Regions from separate parts of the Homo sapiens genome. Here region 2 is linked to region 1. Evidence: read pairs that join two places in POLR2A ChIA-PET (ENCODE). Cell type or tissue: HepG2. All regions are shown on one strand. Each heading gives the region's core, and the rest is flanking DNA. Links, peaks and the distances in the headings are about the cores only.

The links. ChIA-PET counts read pairs that join two places held together with the same protein. Peaks named below come from ENCODE experiments on the same cell type or tissue, not always from the same donor. Only the 100,000 strongest peaks of a DNase experiment are listed, where the experiment ranks them.
Region 2: POLR2A ChIA-PET joins it to region 1 with 5 read pairs; 4 of 35 experiments call an interaction of 5 or more read pairs at or near these places.

The regions. Positions count from the first base shown.
Region 1 is chr13:32,254,482-32,257,405 of GRCh38, reverse strand. All of the region lies in intron 51 of FRY (FRY microtubule binding protein), which reads right to left. Among named protein-coding and RNA genes, the nearest start is that of ZAR1L, 59 kb to the left of the region's middle. RefSeq lists an enhancer at 2,581-2,924. In HepG2, for the core only: no CTCF peak of the experiment used is centred there; DNase peaks (open chromatin) are centred at 945, 1,525 and 1,885; H3K4me3 peaks cover 1,079 bases.
Region 2 is chr13:32,174,825-32,177,748 of GRCh38, reverse strand. FRY (FRY microtubule binding protein) reads right to left here. Exons shown (of 61, transcript NM_023037.3): 20 at 2,117-2,203. Among named protein-coding and RNA genes, the nearest start is that of ZAR1L, 140 kb to the left of the region's middle. In HepG2, for the core only: no CTCF peak of the experiment used is centred there; a DNase peak (open chromatin) is centred at 1,598.

The DNA of each region.
Region 1 (2,924 bases), core at 316-2,815:
AAGGAATAGATATGACAAAATGACTTGTCTTTCTTTTTTTGACAACTGTGCTTTGATCTAAACGCCAAGTATGCCTAACTTTATCAGATGAAGATATACTAAAATTATTCACCAATGACAGTACAAGGAGACTCACATTTACAATGCCAACTATATGCCTGACACTTTGCTAGACACTATACATTGGTTATTTTATTTAATCCTCATGTCAGCTCTACAGGCAGGTAGAGGTTGAGTATGCCTTATTCAAAATGCTTGGGACCAGAAGTGTTTTGGATTTCAGATTTTTAAAAATTTTTGAAATATTTGCATATACATAATGAGATATCTTGGGGATGGGACCTAAGTCTAAACATGAAATTTGTTTATGTTTCACATACACCTTAAATACACAGCCTGAAGATAATTTTATACAATTTTAAAATAATTTTGTGCATGAAACAAAGTTTTGACTGCATTTTGACTATGACCTGTAACATGAGGTCAGATGTGGAATCTTTCAGTTGTGATGTCATGTTAGTGTTCAAAAAGTTTAGGATTTTGGAGCATTTCAGATTTTGAATTTTCAGATGAGGAATGCTCAACCTGTATTCTTATACCCACTTAATAGACAAAGAAGTGGAAAGCAAGAGGAATTGCATCCATGCTTAAGGTCATATAGCTAAGGTCAGTGGCAGAGATGAAATTCAAACCTGGAGCTGTTGGACTCTGAAGTTCAGGCATCTTCACTCTTCTACTCCAAGAATGCTAGAATCCCTTATTGTGATTTTATTGGGAAGTAGCAAAACATTCTCAAATGCCTTATTTTATTTGGATAAAATGTACACTCTCAGCCCCGTGAGTTTCTTCTTCTAAATTTTTTTTTTTTTTTGGACACAGGGTCTCACTCTGTCATCCAGTCTGAGTGCAGTGGTGCAATCACGGCTCACTGCAGCCTTGACCTCCTGGGCTTAAGCGATATTCCCACCTCAGCCTCCCGAGTAGCTGGGACCACAGGCATGTGCTATCACACCTGGCTAATTTTAAATTTTGTAGAGACAGGGTCTTGCTCTGTTGCCCAGGCTGGTCTTAAACCCCTGGACACAAGTGATCCTCTAGGATGCCTCAGCCTCCAAGAGTGCTGGGATTACAGGTGTGAGCCACTGTGCCCAGCCAGTTTCTTATAAAATCTTAACAATGAAAGATAAAATAATCACTGTGATTTTTTAGTTATTGCTGGCTAGGACAATAAAGAGAAGACCAGAAAAAAAGGTGTAGTATTCCTTATTTCTTGTCCCTGAAAAACATTAGTATAATATTTATTTTTAAGTAACGGGCATCCCAGATTTTTCCTTCCTTTATTTTGATAGAAACTAAATTTGTGAGCTGTTCTGAAATTGTGTCGGATTACTTCGCTTTACATCATTCCTGCTAGGTCGTTTCACATAACATTTTTCTCTGGCCGAGACAGGAAATGATGCCTCTCTTGCTTCATCCGTTTTTTCCCTCCCTTGTATAACTTCCAGAGGGAAACAGGTGTCCAAGCTTGAATTTTAACTGAAGAGCAAACATTAGGTCAGTTGTCAGATCAGGGAGCTGGTCTTTTGACACTAGCTGAACTCTGAGCTCTGTCTCAGAGACATTTTTGAAAGTATTCAAAACAGTTGTATTTTGCTTTAGACTTAAAACAATCTTCACTGCATTCAGTGAATGCTTTCTCTATCATTTATTATGGATCACAGAAACCTGCAATACTTTTTATTGGTTCTTAAGCAATTCAAGGTGAAAATTAAGCTGGCAGTTATTTTAAGGATACATGATAGCAGTGCCTTTATACTGCTTACGGACCGGATCTGCTCAACTTGTTTTCCAGGGAAAGAATTGGTGAAGAACACCTTCTTTATTCCGAGGACATGATTCTCTCCTGCTGGGGCAGACATCCAGGGTCATCAGTGGGCCAGGAAGGACAAAAGCAAAGGGCTCTTTGGCTTCAATTAGACATAGGCGGGTTGGTCAATAATAAAATCCTTTTAGGGAAGGTAAGCAGCTACTTGAAGCATCATTTCCCACAAGCCTGTAGTTAAGTAAGGAGGTGCCTACCTACTGCAGGAAATCCTAAACTTGGGATCTAGGCCTGCCTCTTCAATTGTAGGACTAGCAGAGAGTCGTTTGGGAAATCTGGTGCAGTTAAACATGAGCTTGACAACACCATGAGCCCGGTTCCGAACGAGGCACCTTTGCATCATCCAGTCTCACTTAAGTGAACTGAGTTTTGATCCCATGAGGCAAAAGACGGCCTCTCAGGTGGAACATGCCTCTAAGCTACTGAAATGAAGGTGACTGACAGGTGATGCTCCTCCTCTCAATACCTGTTTTTGCAAACATGATTCATAGCTGAAAGTATCTTATTACCATGATTATCATCCAAAATAAATGAATCTGCATTTGCCCACTGAGACTTGAATTTGGCTGCTCCAGTGTCTAGAACACCAGCCACCGAGCTAAGCAGAGCAAAGAGCTCTCTTGTGTGCATTGCATTTTGTTTCCAGTTCTAACGATTTCATCAAGCACAAAAATGTTTGATCCCTCAGGCTCTGGTCTCATGTTGTAGCAGGCAAGCTTTGAAGGAATTGAATTAGAGAAACTTCACATTAGAAATGATTAAATGCTTAGCATATTTTACCCAGGTACCAGTGAACAGGCTAAGAACTGAAATGTTTTTTGTGATTTTTTTTTTAAGTCCAGCTTGGGACTACACACACACATACAGTCTTTGTGTGGTCATTAAAACTCAGGTCTTTGCCGTTTAGAAATAACTTGGCAGCTTTTGCCGTGGGCTCAGACAGGAAGGGTGTGGTAACTTTTGCCAAAGTTTAGCTGCTGTACTTTGAATAAGTTGATTCAAAATAAAGTTTACAACTTTCCAATTAAAGATCTTGTTACAA
Region 2 (2,924 bases), core at 175-2,674, 80 kb after region 1:
TATGATCTTCTCTATCTTTCCTTACACTGAAATATCTTCCCTTTGATTTAGAGAGATGGCTAAGCACAATCCCTTTTATGAAGGACATTCTACTGACAGTTTTTGAGATAAGATATCTACGTATTCTTATTTATTTATTTATTTATTTATTTATCGAGACAGAGTCTTGCTCTGTCACACAGACTGGAGTGCAGTGGTGTGATCTTGGCTCACTGCCACCTCCGCCTCCCAGGTTCAAGCGATTCTTGTACCTCAGCCTCCCCAGTAGCTGGGATTACAGGCAATCGCCACCACACCTCGCTAATTTTTGTATTATTTTTTAGAAGAAACAGGGTTTCACCATGTTGGTCAGGCTGGTCTCGAATTCCTGAACTCTAAATGATCTGCCTTCTTTGGCCTCCCAAAGTGCTGGGATTATAGTCGTGAACCACCACACCTGGCCAAGATACCCACATATTCTTGCCCTATGATAGCAAGCAAAAATAAAAATCTCTTGAAATCTCTTGAAAGATAAATATCTATATTAGTAAGTTCTTATATTCCATTTTGTTCTCTTTTAAGTCTAGATACCAAAGTTCAGGGGACATCAATTTTCAAATAATCTAGCTATTGTGCCAAGAGAGGACACTGCCTTTATGTTTGTTAGGCATGTAAAATGATGAATTAACTGTTGGGTTTATGAGTTCCCATGGGTAAGAGTGTTATAATTGTGGCCTCAATGGTCAATAGGCTGTAAGGGGCAGAGCTGGAGCTACAGAGCCTGAGAGATGAGATGGCAACATAGGCTCTGCCCAAAGCCTGTGACCTGAGAAAAGTACTGAACATCCCAGAATCTCTGTGTATTGAATTTATGACTTGGGAATTATAATGCTGATCTCACCAAATCTTTCAGTGAATTACATGAAGTAACAGCTGTAAAAACACCTGGCACAAAGCAGTCACTGCTTCTCCCATTACTCTCTCCCCGTTTCTGTATATCTTCCTAACTGCAGTATTGCTGAGCTGGTTACCCAGGTTAAGATTTTGATTTTGGTACACACAGAACAAAAGCACATGAACAAAATATAAAGTGTTATCTGTAGGCAAGTAGGATACGTACATTAAACAAAGCTTAGTATTCCATTCCATGTCAGAACAATTTGAAATTCTAAAAGAAGTAGGACTATTTCACTATTACTGTTAAGGTCTGCAGTACCTGGCTTATAGTTTTAGTGTATTATTATTATGATCATAAGCAAGAACAGGGCCACTAAAAATAGGAATCTGTTTTCAATCAAGTTAGAAAAGGCCATGAAGAGCTCTGAAATGTCTTCAGGTTTTGTATACATTTATAATTATCTGACAAGTATCTGCACATCAGGCATCAGCAACATCAGTAACATGGATTCTGCAAGGAGTCTCAGCTCTGCCCTGCCTCCCTTCAGCTATTTAGCCCAAATTAATCCAGGTCCTGTTATTATACTTTTATTTTTTAAAAGTCAGATAACTAAAATCAGTTTAAATTTCCCTTCTACACTTGTTCAGGAAATTGAAAGTTGCCAATGTGCTTTTAAAAAGGAAGAATGTATTTGTGTAGCAGATAAAGCTCTCCTAGGTTCAGAGTCCAAACCTGGGGAGGAGAGTTCGAGAGCCCAGACTTGACCCTGGGCTTTAAAACTCTCCTTTTGTGTGACTGTGGACTTACCCCTTAACATTTTTGAGTTTCAGTAACTGTGAGAATCAAATCGAATAATAAATGTGAAAGCACTCTGTAAACTATAAAGTACCACATAAATAGAAGTTACATATTAAGTACAATATTAAGTGTTACATATAGTATTAAGTGATAAGTACAATGAAAAAGGCAAAGTAATTTTCCTTAAGAATCCTGAGCAATTCTTAAAACTGTTGTTTAAAAATATTATCTATATTCCTAAGATCCAGATTTTGTGTGAAATTTATCTGAATGTCTCTTAAATTAACATCTGAAAAACTAGTCTTATCTTCATAAGTACCTTTGGGTCAGTTTATTAATCTGACATAAACACCCAAATTATTCCACATAATTTTTCACTGACTATTTTAGATAGGTCCAGAGCTTTTAAGAGCCATTAATTGGAATCAAATGTGTACTTACTGAATCCGAAACTGCTACATGAATAAAACTTTCTAGAATGGAAGAACTTAGCTGATCCATGACATCAATCATCGGCCTGTCGTCATCCTGTACAAAGGGGAGGCGATTACTCTCTATGGGAAAATGAATCCTCCCCACCCACCCCACCGCCTTCGTCTGATACATGAAGCAGAACAGCTTGTGAGATAGTGATAAGGGTTTTCTCACAGAAAAGTGAGTGCCCAGAGGGTGGAAGGCAGTGAGTAAAACTCCTGTGTTTCTGAGCTTCATCTTTCAAGTTTTAGTGGAAGATAATTAGAGCTCCAATTTCACATTGTACTGAAAAGACATATACCTGAATTTCAGACTCATACATGTACATGAGAATCTACCAGTGCCATACATTATTCACTACAGTGTTCATGTTATTAATTTCGAGGAGTAGAAATTCTGCAAGAATATGCTTTGTTAGACTGCTAACTAAAATGCTACTTATTTTAAGTCATTGATCTGTTAAAATAACTGATAAATTGTTTACTGTGACTGAATTTTAGTCCCAAAGAAACTAGACTGACCACACACTCTTTGTAGTATCTACATAGTATGTAACTATTTGATACAAGATGCAAATTGGAAAGGGCACGAGAGAGTATCTTAGTGAAAATTCTATGTGAATAATACATAAATGAATGGATTCATTTATATATCATAAATTTATAAATTAATTCATCCATTCATTTATATATTATGAACAAAATATATGTAATGAATGTATAAATGAATATTCATTTATTTATATATTATATATTCATTCACCATCCCTTATGGA